Linked DNA regions of Homo sapiens: region 2 is linked to region 1. A link is an interaction called in ENCODE POLR2A ChIA-PET data of the cell type or tissue named here. Cell type or tissue: PC-9. All regions are shown on one strand. Each heading gives the region's core, and the rest is flanking DNA. Links, peaks and the distances in the headings are about the cores only.

Region 1 (6,279 bases), core at 2,460-4,959:
CTGGAAAGAGGGCAGTCCCTCCTATCGCTGGGCCAGGAAAGGGGTTGTGAAGTATTATACAAGGGGAAGAATGGGGTGCTATGGGAACCCAGAAAAGGTAGCAAATAACATAGTCCCTAGTCCAAGGGCTTCGTGAGGAAGAGACTCTAAGCTGAGATTTCAAGAATGAGGGAAAGGTAGCCAGACAGTGCAGAGAGAGGAGCTGGGTTCTAAGGAGGAAGAACAACATGTCTAAAGGCTGGAGCAAAAAACAGAGTATGGCACTTGAAGGAGGAAGTGCGATGGGACCGACGTGGGACGAATACAGGGCAACATGTGAGTGATGAGGCTGGAGAGATAAGGAAGGTCCTCAAAACCTATGGAGCCAGGCTAAGGATTCTAGACTTTATCCTGAGGACCATGAGAACCCAGGGAGGGAGTTAAGAAAAACAGAGATGTCAGCAGATTTCAAATACTAACAAATGTTCATTTTGGCTTCAAAGAGGAAAAACATGTTGGACCAGAACAACAATACATCTAGACAGGCCATTTAGGAGGTATATCATATGCCAAACCACCCCAGCTCAGCAGAGCCACTCAGCTAAAACTCACACTTTGAGACCAGCCTTCCTCAAAAAATTCAATCCCTAGGAAGTTGTTCCCAACCTTCCACTGGAAGAGCTATCCCCGGAGAAGAGCTACAACAGGAAAGGAATCAGGGTAGCATCGTGCCTCTCTGGTTCCTACATGGATGAAAACCAGCGCCAAGGAGCCCATTCCTTAGCAGGGCAGCCTGCTACGTAGCAGAAATGTAAGACAGAAGTTGTAAAGACCCCGACCCCAGAGACTTGGATAATGGTTAGACTTTGGCCAGGCCTGAGATTCCTGACTGATCTCTCTAGGCCCTAGTCAGGGAGGCTGCCAGACATGTTTCTACCCACTGCTCCCAGGACAGGGCTCCCTGAGAAACACACAGGTCAGCAACGGAGGGTTGAGAACTGGGCAGAGAGGATGCCACAGCCAGGAAACCGGCACAGGGTGGGTGAGAATCAAGGAGTGAGGGGCAGGTGGGAGAAGGGGAAAGGGGCCCTTGGAAATAGAAAGACTGGGACTTCAACAGGAAACAGTTCCCAAGGGGAAAAGTGAGCAGAAGAAAGAAAGAGCTATTCCCAGCAAAGCCATCCAGTGGACCACTCGCCAGCCTGGTGCAGAATTTGAGCTGCGGTAATCTCATTTATTCCTGCCAGGTTGGCCCTGGGTACAAGTAGAAGAAAAGAGAGGCTGATCATATAAAAACTTGAACCGTTGTACAACAAAAAGCATCATCACTGAAATGAAAGGACACTGGACTAGGGAAGTAGCTGTAGCAAATAGGACTTTTTAAATGGATTAATATCTAGAACATATAAAGAGCTCATATACATAGATTAGAAAACATCAAGACTTCCATTTGCTAATTGTAAAAAGAACAATTAGTAAATAAACACAGATGGAAATGTTCCATCTCTGAGAGGGATCAAAGGAATGAAAACTTTAAAACCAAAGAGCCTATTAAATTAGCCAAAAAATAGTAAGTCCCACAATTATTAAGATTGAAGCTAGAGACATTCTTATATCATTAGTAACAATGTAAATTGGTACAGCCTTTTAGAAAGCAATTCAGAGCAAGCTCCCTCTAACTTAGTATTGAGCCTTCTGATGTGAGTGTGTCCTCGGTAAATACTTGTGTGCAAAGACATTCGCTGCGGCTTTACAACAGTAAACAATTAGAAACAACTCGAATGTCCAAAAATGATAGGAAACTTAAAAATTAAGATAAAACAACCTGATAGAATGTTATGTGATCCTTGCAAATGAGAACTGTATAGCTGAAGTTACTAAGAATGTTTATGCTAAATGGGAAACACAAAACTGAAAAAAAGATATAAGTTACATCATCAAGAACTAAAAAACAACACATAAAAATGAACTTGATTTATGGACTGGAATGGTGGAATCAAAGGGAACTTTTGCTTTTATTGGCTTTCCTTTATTATTGTAAGGTTTGGGCAATACATGTTTAAAAACATGGTATTTTTATCAGTCATGTGTAGTAAACACTCTTTTCTGTAGAGCAGAGCTACCTGCGGAAAACGTCACTGCCAGGTTAGTGGAGGGTGCTTAGTCCTTCCCAAGAGCTACCTGCAGAAAACGTCACTGACAGGTTAGTGGAGGGTGCTTAGTCCTTCCCAAATTTCAAAGGTCCTTTTGAGATTCAAACTCTGCCTACTAAAACTGGCTGCTCTGAGAAGCTCCTCCTACCCTGACTATACCTCAAATGCAGCACTTTCCTTTGTTCTTGCTTTTTTTATTCAGCTCTTAAATGCTATGCCTTCCGTGTGTGTGTGTGTGTGTGTGTGTGTGTGTGTGTGTGTGTCTGTTTTTATTAGTTATTGAGATACTACCATAAGCAACATCTAGAGAGTGAGTGCACATTTAATCTTTCCAGTGATTCTGTGAGTTAGGTGATATTATCATCCCCATTCAACAGATGAGGAAATTGAGGATCACAGATTTAAGGAATGTGACCTGGACCACAAAGCCAGGAGCCAGAGCCAGAAGGATTCAAGCCTCAATCTCCCTGACTTTAAAGCCTTCATTTTCACCCTCCCTCTCTGTCTATGAAACAAATAAATTAAAACAACAAACCCTCTCAAATGTCACCTTTTCTATTTGCACTAGCTGCCTAAAGAAACTATTAATAATTGCAATGAATCAAGAGGCATCTGTATGAACTGCTTATGAATTAACCAAAAAGACAAGGCAATGCTGCACACACTAATTGGGAAAGTTGACGCAGAAGAGAAAAGGAATTACCTAGAGACTAAAACCTGCACCTGCAGGTAAAACCAAATGACATCAAAACGATTTCTACTTGCAAATTAAAAGCAGAATATGGCCCTTGATATTACTGCTTAGAAAAGCAGAGCTTCTGCACTCCTCTTGCAAAAAATAATCCCACAATCAGCTGAAAGATTCTTTCCAGTTATACTGCATTCCACCTCCAGAAATGGATGTTGTTTGGGACATGGTAGCAAGAACAGTAAAAAGGAGCGGAGGAAGTATTCAGGTATGAAACTAATATAGATGGGGTGATAAATGAATTTAGGCACCGCTTATGACTTACTCTATAAATAATGACATAATAATAGCTAAAATATAAATTCTAATTAAATACAAAATCTAACAAAGTCAAACAACAGCAAATGATGTTTGACAGAAGCAAAGGTCTTGGGGGAGCCGGGAGCAAGAATTACAATAAAATCTATTCATGGAACTGTACAATGTCAGAGATAGAAGAGTCCCGAGAGATCATTTCTTTCAACCTCCTTGTGTTTTGGAGACAGGAAAACTGAGACCCAGCAAGGTACAGTGAGTAGCACAAGTCATCCTGTTGCAGGGCAGGCAACAGAAACTGAGCCTCCAAACTACCAGTCCAACAGCACACCATACTCACTCTGTAGGGTCCTGGAAGACTACTCCATTTGAAACCATATTTTCAAAAGATCATTAAACATTCTATACATATTAAATTCCTTTTTAATAATTTTCTAATGCACAGGGGCACATTTTAAAAAGAAGCCTGGTTTTGATTTCTTTTGGAAAACTGCACGCTGCTCGGTGTTTAATCTGGTATTGAGTGAAATATTAACAGGCCATATAATGGTTTCACTGTTCCTTCAGTAAAGCTAAACAGAACTCGAAAAACATATCCCCCAGGCCTACAGTGGAGTTTCTGGAGCACACATTAAACTCCACGCTCTGCTCAACAAGCCCATCGCTGTTAAGTAACTCATCAGAAAATAAAGAGGGAATTACCAAAGGGGAATTGCCAAGCAATTAGTTCTCTGAAGCAGACGACATACAACTGTTACAGGGAGGAGCTTCCCGGTTAGTCATATGTCAGAGTCAGAGCCTACTAATCTGTAAATAAAAATGCATCACATATGATTACAGCTGTGATGTAGGCTGAAGCTGCCAGGCTAGGGCACGAATAGTAAATCTTGCATCCTCTTCTCGATTTCCGTGGGTCTGTAAAAGCAAGAGATGTTGCCTTGAAGACCAAAAAAAAAAAAAACAAAAGTCCTCAGTAATTTTTCACTCAGTGTAAGAAAGACAATCTGGCCTTCCCTAAGCCAGCTAAGAGAAAGTGATCTTTCTTCTCTATCATCTTGACATGAATGAGCTCAGATTCATTCACTGTTCTAGTGAAGGAGAGAAAATGAGACTGGGCGAGGCAGGGGCAGAGGGGATGTGAGTTCTAAGCTTCCTTATGGCCACCCTGACTAAAGCGTGACCTCCTTTTGCTGCACGTTTTATTCTTAGAGCTTGCGTTCAGCGCCACACCACCACCTATCACACTGGAGAGACAAATAGTTCATATCTGCCAAATCTTGCAAGCTGAGCAATGACCCAGTGAAGTTCTTTTAAGAGTCAAAAGTTCATCATCTCGCTGAGACTCTTGATGCTGAATAACATTTGGATCCAACTTAAGCCAATCCCCTGAAACGGATAAGCAAATTGCCACTGTCATCATTTTCTTCAATTAATAATTATTGAAAGTGCATAGGAATCTCAAGGAGATATGAGTAAGAGTGAAAGAAAGGGAGAAAACACCACAAAGCCTGCATGGGACAGCCTGTGTCAGAAAGCTCATATGTGACTGAACAGACAGGCAGGCATCAAAAGAGAAGGCTCCAAGGAAGGACCCTTCCTTGATCCTGACTTCCTAGACTGTGTTACCTGTGTCATGGCTCTTTAAATATTACTCCAAGCCATGCCTTGCCTTATGCACTCGACTGTAAGCTTCTTAAGGACAGGGCTTAAGGAACAGGGCTGAGAGTGTAGACTGGGATCCAAGCACGATTCTATCACTTAACAGCTGGGAAACCTTGGGGAAATTATTCACCCTCTCTGTGCCACAGTTTCCTCGCCTGTGCAATGGAGAAAATAATGATGCCTACCTCAAAGGACTGTAATGAGGATTCAATAAGTTAATATGCAGAATAGTAAATGTGAACTATTGATCATCTCCATATTCCCTAGAGGGCCTTGTTGGCATAATGCGTCTCATACATTAGATGCTCATTAAATAATTGCAGACAAGAACGATCTGCCCCTGGAGTTGTTTGCTCCATCCCTCTTGTTCCTGTCTTAACCTTCTTGTCTTTGATGAAAGTTAAATAAGTCACTGCTTTTATTCTGAGCCCTTTTGGGCTACACAGAGAGCCCATCCTAACTAACTCAGCACCAAAAAAAAAAACCACAACTTAATCCTCAAATTTTCTCTCATTACATTAAATCAGACTGCTCACTAACATCATCGTAACATCATCTCCAGCCTTCTCTTTCACTTTACATCAGGAAGTCTTAGACTAACTTTCTCCCCAGACCCAAGATTCACCAATTCTATATCTCTTTATTTTCTATAAAGTATAAATGGGAAGCCAAATTGTTCAAAGAGCTGTGTCTAGTAGCTAGGTATATACAGTATACACGCACGCACAAAAACACACACATCTCACATTTTAAAGAGTCTGCAGAAAGCCTCCAGGGAATCCTCTAAAGTTACAAAACACACCCAAATTAATGTGGTTTATCAAAGTACAGTAAATGAATTGCCACAAATGAACAATTGCTACAGAGTCAAGTAGATGGCACATTGTGATTTACGCATATCATGTGAGATGAATAAATCAACGGTAGAAAAGATCAAAGAAATGCTGGAATTGTTGTTAAAACGTACAGGGCTTCACTGAAAATCTTAATAAAACTGTTTAGAGGAAAATAGAAGGATCATTTGTTTAACGAGATACCGCATACGCTGAATTTCAAACGCAGCATTCATTTTTATACACACACACATTAGATTTAGCTAAAATTAGCTCAAGTTCCTATTTTTTTAAAGGTCTTAAAGGAAGAGAGGTTTTGACAAGATTTCATTGAACTGTAGTTCAGCACTGAGTTTCCAAGGTGCCTGAGCTGCAGAAGAGTCCTTATGGCCCACGCATACATCACCCAACTCCTCCAGCCACCCAGCCTCCTTCACCCCAGATCATGAAAAGAAGGCAGACGAAGGCCATGCCACATCAATGTTGAAGCTACTCTCCGCTGCCTCTTACCTTCTCTCTACACATTCTACACCAGCTGACGTCATCCCTGAATTCAGTCATCCCCCTCCTGGGTGTCAAACTTTTTGCCAGGCCCAAGAACCCAATTTCAAAGATCACTTTTATGCCAAGGACTCCTCCAAATTTATCT
Region 2 (6,279 bases), core at 1,611-4,110, 280 kb before region 1:
AAGATAGGATCTAATTAAACAAATTCACACCAAGGTGCTAATATCTTATCTGTGGCCTCTGCCCCAGGATCATTTGCATTTTAATAGAAAACTAGCTGATGGCTTTGCTTGATACTTGAGGACTGAACTACTATTAGTAGCATTTCAGGCCTCAGGAAAGAGGTCAGCAGAAAGGATGCTTCAAATAACACTACTAGGCAGAAAGTCTACCTACAGTTCTATCATGAAAAAAGGTTCAAAGTGGGTAGATGCAAGGCTTCTTCAAACACTTGTATCTAATAAAGACGTGAAAGAGAGTTGGTGAAGACTGGGTGCGGTGGCTCATGCCTGTAATCCCAGTGCTTTGGGAGGCCGAGGCAGGCAGATCACCTGAGGTCAGGAATTTGAGACCAGCCTGACCAACATGGCAAAACCCTGACCCTACTAAAAATACAAAATTAGCCTGGTGTGGTGGCGGGCACCTGTAATCCCAGCTACTTGGGAGGCTGAGGCAACAGAATTGCTTGAACCTGGGAGGCAGAGGTTTTGAGCCGAGATCACACCACTGCACTCCAGCCTGGGCAACAAGAGCAAAACTCTGTCTCAAAAAAAAAAAAAAGAAAAAGAGAGAGTTGATGAATGGTTTCAAAGAGTTTCAAAGAGATATTTGCACACTCATATCCATAGCAGCATTATTAACAATAAACTAAAGGTGGAAGCAACCCAAGTGCCCACTGATAGATGAAGGATAAGCTAAATGTGGTCTACACATACAACAGAATATTATTCAGTCTAAAAAGGAAGGAAATTCTGACATGCTATAGCACAGACAGACCTGAAGGACATTATGCTCAGTGAAATGAGCCAGGCACAAAAGGACAAATACTACATGATTCCACTTATATGAGCCACTTACAGTAGTCAAAATAATAGACAGCAAGTAGAATGGTGGCTGCCGGGGGCTAGGGTGGAGGGTAGAGCATTAGTATTTTATGGGTCTAGATTCAGTTTTGCCAGAAAAAAAGAGGTGTGAAGACAAGACAATGGAGATGGCTTCACATCAATATGAATGTACAACTATACACTTAAAAATGGCTAAGACAGTAAATTTTATGTTATGTGTACTTTACTATAATAAAAAAAACTGGAAAATTATGTTGGTGAACTATACCATAGCTTTGAAACTTACATGCAAAGTTATCTGATTATTATTATGTTAGCTATTTTATATGGAAAGTTATTGGACAGAAGTCAGAATGGGTAGTTTAGACTGATTAGGTAGACAGCTGCTTGCTTCCTAATCTGTTTGAAAAATGACACCCAAAAGATCTCCCCTGGGATCAGCTGAAATCACCATTAAAAAAATTCAGGCCATGCTTGTAATTTCAGCACTTTGGGAGGTCAAGACAGGAGGATCACTTGAGGCCAGGGAGTGTGAGTCCAGCCTGGGCAACATAGTGAGACTTCATCTCTATAAAAAATAATTAAGAGAAAAATTAAATCCTTCCAACCCTTAGCCTTTGAAAAATGCAATTATCCTAGCCAAGGTCTCTATCAGCTTAATGTGAGTGTCTCAACAAGACTGTTTTTCTCCACAGGCCAACCAAGGTACCTAGACTGATGTGAGGCATTTGGAAGAGGGGAAAGATTCGTCTGGAAAGGGAACAGAGAGTGACCAGCCACTGAAAGGACAGGCAGGAACCACTGGAAACAAACTGCGCCTACTTTGAAATTTCCCCCACAGCACAGATGACCTTTTGCCACAAGTTTTCATACAAGCTTTGCTTTCTCATTCCAATAATCTCCCTGCTATCTGAAAGACTTCTGGCAATTAAAACACACACACACACACACACACACACACACAATTCAAAACTTGAAAAGGGCTTCATCAGAAGATGAACAGGTCTTCTGCGAAATAATTCCCAACCATCACAATGTAAGTTAATCACAGGAAGTAATTTTGAATTTTCAGTGTCATCCTGAAACTGAACTATGGTTAGTAATTTGAGATTGAGATGAACGAAGTAAATGGAGATGCCTTAGAGCTCGGCATTCCTGAGTTTGCTGCAATGAGTAGTTAAGTTTGAAGAATCTAGATATGTGAATGATGTAATAGATAAGGCAGACAGATTGGATCAGAGGGGTTTTAATATTAAGATAAGTGACAATGATAGCTCACAGTCATGACCTTATGCCTATATCATAGAGTGACACTAGACAGCCAGTGAAATGCAAAGCAGCCATGTGCCCTGGATTAGATTCGCACCTCTCTGTAGCTGGGCAGCTTTCAGTAGAGCATGTCAGGAGTGTGCGTATGTGTGCATGCATGCGTGTGTGTGTGTGTGTGTGTGTGAGACAGAAAGAGAGAGAGTCTGTCATTGTAATATACAGGGAGTTTACATAAGAGAAGGTTGGAAGAGCAACAACAATTTGAATTAAGGTAGCCTATTTTTCTTTATAAGACACTCGGAATACCTAACAGGCCTTAACTTCATCAATCTCCGCACCATCTGTCAGACCTTAGGTTACAGTGACCACCCCCATGCATTAATCAAGAAGAGGCAACCAAGTGTGTAGCTTTGAGAAAAGTTCTGCTCTTTCAGACTTGACTGTATTATTAAAATTTCTAAAAAGGTAAACAACAGGAGGTGGTTTTAATCACAGTGTTGACTTTGATTGCATACCCATGTCCCTGGCAGCTTAGAATGGTTACAGCGCTTAAGGTAACATACAAAGTGCAGATGAGTAAGAAAAGAACCTGACAAAACTCAGTGAAATAACACGCAGGTGGCAGCATATGCACACCTGCGTCTTCACCCCACTTCCAAAAATAAGAAGATTCTATTTTTTTTTACTGTCTACTCCATACACTCTAGAACAGATTACATACATATTTATAAAGAGAAATGTATTGTTTCAATATTTTATGCAAAACTTCATGTAAGGTCATGTGTTTGTACAGCACAAAACATGGAATTGGGTATCTCTCCAGTCACCTATAAAGCTGAGCTCATCCCTTCTTCTGGCACTTGTTCTATACTGTGTTCTGGAAGCCAGACCAGATTGAACACAGCAAACCATATCTTCCTTTCAGTATAGAATGCAATGAGTCAGTGTTTATGCAATGATCTGCTATTAAAGCAAATAAGCAGAATCAGGAATTCCAAAACATGCCATGTTTTCATTTCCATTTCACATGAGTATAAAGCTCACCAAATTTGGGCACTTTAAATTATGAAGTCTCCTATCACACACTTCTTTATCAGTCCTCCACATAATTGTTTAACTAAGACTCTGATAAAAATGTCAAAAATGCTTGCCATGGTTCTCAGCAGCAAACAAATGCCTGCAGGCTCCGAGCATGCCCTGGGGTTTTTCAAACCCTCTCCTGTCTTTGAAAATGCATCCCATTCAGTTAGCAGTGCTGGTGATAAGACATGGCACGCAGAGGGTCTAAACCACCACCCCTAAAGGTGCCAGAGCAGAACCCTGCATTGAGTTTAATGCTGACAGAGCACTCCAATCAGTCAGTCTGTTCGAACTCTTTGATTGGAGAAAAGGTCAGAATCTGAGCTACAAAAGTGGCCTGCCTGCCCCTGGAAGATTAGGTCCTGGGTTTTTAGTTTTCCTTCTTGTCTTCCTCTGTTCCCACAATTCCCATTTATTTTCAATTATTTGGTTAGGGAAGGTGTCCCTCAAGGAAAAGAGCATAGGAATGAAGGCTGCCTGCCCTACTTGTAGACTCTTCTGTATGTTCTTTTTTAATGAAAAAAATTAGAAAACTTGGCAAATTATTATCTGCATCGCACACATTTTGATGCTCCCCTCCCTCAATTTTACCTATAAAAGATACCACTTCCAACATTTGAGTTATAACCCCAAGGACTGAAAAATACCCAGCCACTCCGACCCGATATCAGGCAGTTTCAGTGACAACAAACTGGTCCCCAAACGTACCGGTGAAAACCACACGTTCTCACTCTTGGCGACTTGAATTTGGTGAAATGAAACAGTCATTTCTATTTTTGCCTTTTGAAAGAGTTATGCTTAAAGGTGTAGTGAAAAGGTCAGATCTGGAAATTAATGGGTAAGCATGGTCCTATCCGAGGTCAGAGAAGCATTTTGAGAGTGCCCCAGAGCCTTTAGAACACATTGTTTATTTTGAGGTCAAAGGGAAAAACATGTTGGAAGGAAAAGAGTCTTTGGCTGGGTGATGACAATGACAAGAAGACACTTCCAGAGACTGGAATCTCTTTGACTCAGCCCCTTGGTAGGTGTTTATTTAGAACCCAAGGACATTGGAGTCTGGCAGGATCCCACAAAGGAGCGAGGTGAGGAACACTGGTGGAGTTCTCCCACCAGATTCATACGGATATTGCTGATGACCTGAGCCTCTGTCTTTTCTGCTCTACCTTGAAGGGCCTCCAACCTCTTTTCTGGTCACATTGTTCTGAAAGTACACGTCAGCTTTGAGCCACCTCTCAGTCAAGTCCTTCCATCTTCTCCTATGCTATCCCTGGGTCATCTCTTTGGAAACTTCCTGAATTGTCTAGGCTAACGAGTGTTTTTAGGCTTCTACCACCTAACCATGTCTCTACACATCTCATTGATCATGTCAACATCCTGCTTAAACTCTTTCAATGACCACTCCCCTGTCTTCAAGATAAACTCTAAACTCCTCAGCAGAACTTACTGAAAAGACACTTTATGATCTGGCTTTTTCTTCATGAGACTTCACATATGCCTGACTCCAGCCACTCCAAACTACTTGCTGTCTTCCAACATGCCATGTTCTCTCTTACCTTTGAGCTTTGCTCATGTTGTCCTCATGTGACTAGAGCTGGAGTTTCCCCATCCTTTGAACTGAACAAATTAAGTAATTTGCTTTGGTTAAAGGGAAATTAGCAAGCATCTTGAAGCAGAGCTTGAAAAGCACTCATGCACTGGGGCTTGCCCTTTCTTGCTGCTTTTGGGAACCCTTAGCCTGCAAAGTGAAGAAGCTCAGACTAGTCTACTGGAGGATGAGAGGCCACCTGAAGCAGAGACAAGCTGTCCCAGCTGAAGATCACCCATCTCTCAGGCAAACCAGCCTTCTAGTAGCTATGTGAGTGAGACCATGCTGGATTAACCAGTCCCAGCCAAGCTGGCCCAGACTAAAATAGTCCAGGTGACCCACAATCATAAGATTGTGGTCTTGGCCCTTAACTGTTGGGATGGCTTGTTACACAGTATATGCTAACTGATACATCCACTTTGTTTTCTGGTTAACATCTACTCCTCATTCAAGTCTGAGGATGAAAGCTTCCCTGATCCCAGAAGATGCCATGCTGGTCTGCATCCATGGCAACCTGTGGGTACCATTAGGAGAGAGCTGGTCATGGTGTAAAGGAATTGCCTGTTTTCTCATTTCTTTCCCCAGTGACTGAAAGCTCCTTTAACTACTGTAGGTGCCTAGCCTGTAGCATATGTGTGTGCATACACACACACACACACACACACACACACACTCTCTCTCTCTTTCTGTAAATATTTGCTGAAAGAAGATACAAGAATGTAGATATCCATCTTCAGGCTTTCTTCTATCCTAAATTTCAAAGAATTAGACTAGACTGTTTTTACCTATCACCACCTAGACACGGTAACCACATCAAAATGTATTTTAATGTTTTACTTTTTCAGAGTTCTACTCATATCAACAGCCTTTGGGAATCTCCCTACTCCTTTTATAGATGAGACTATTATAGTTTCCAAACTCACTGTGCCTTTCAGTTTGACTAATACTATAAAATTCACCTAAAATTCCAAGGGCCCTCAGCATATGCACATGGATAATTCTGACAAATGTGTCACCTTCACTGTCATAATTATTCTACTATATACATGTCAAGGAAGCAGAAGGTCTTAACAATACATAACCGAATTCACTGTCAGTGTAATGACAATGACAGTTAATGACAACTCCTATTATAGCAGAAATGTCTCTACAACAAAGAGATGAGCAAGTTGCAACTGCTCACCTGTTCACTTCAGCAACGCATCATGATAGATTTTGTTGTGTGAAATTTATCATAACAGCATCATGGCTGCCACAGTTATTAGGGAGCAATCACTGGGCTAAAAACTTAACAGACTTTATCGCATTTAACTCTCTTAACAGGTCATCAGGGTAGGTGTGGTCAGACCTTCTTTATAGATGAAGTAAATAAGGCTCAGAGAAGTTGGGCAATTTCCCAAAGGACACACAGCTACTGGGTGGCAGGTCTGAAATCTGAACCCAAATGTGATTCAAAGAGTCTC

Evidence for each region. Peaks named below come from ENCODE experiments on the same cell type or tissue, not always from the same donor. Only the 100,000 strongest peaks of a DNase experiment are listed, where the experiment ranks them.
Region 2: POLR2A ChIA-PET joins it to region 1 with 15 read pairs; 6 of 35 experiments call an interaction of 5 or more read pairs at or near these places.

Annotation. Positions count from the first base shown.
Region 1 is chr6:16,743,579-16,749,857 of GRCh38, forward strand. The region is part of intron 2 of ATXN1 (ataxin 1); the gene reads right to left. Among named protein-coding and RNA genes, the nearest start is that of ATXN1-AS1, 14 kb to the right of the region's middle. RefSeq lists an enhancer at 3,593-3,737 and a cis regulatory region at 3,659-3,672. In PC-9, for the core only: no CTCF peak of the experiment used is centred there; no DNase peak of the experiment used is centred there.
Region 2 is chr6:16,469,377-16,475,655 of GRCh38, forward strand. All of the region lies in intron 6 of ATXN1 (ataxin 1), which reads right to left. Among named protein-coding and RNA genes, the nearest start is that of GMPR, 230 kb to the left of the region's middle. RefSeq lists enhancers at 3,800-3,879, 5,550-5,599, 5,620-5,789. In PC-9, for the core only: no CTCF peak of the experiment used is centred there; a DNase peak (open chromatin) is centred at 3,135.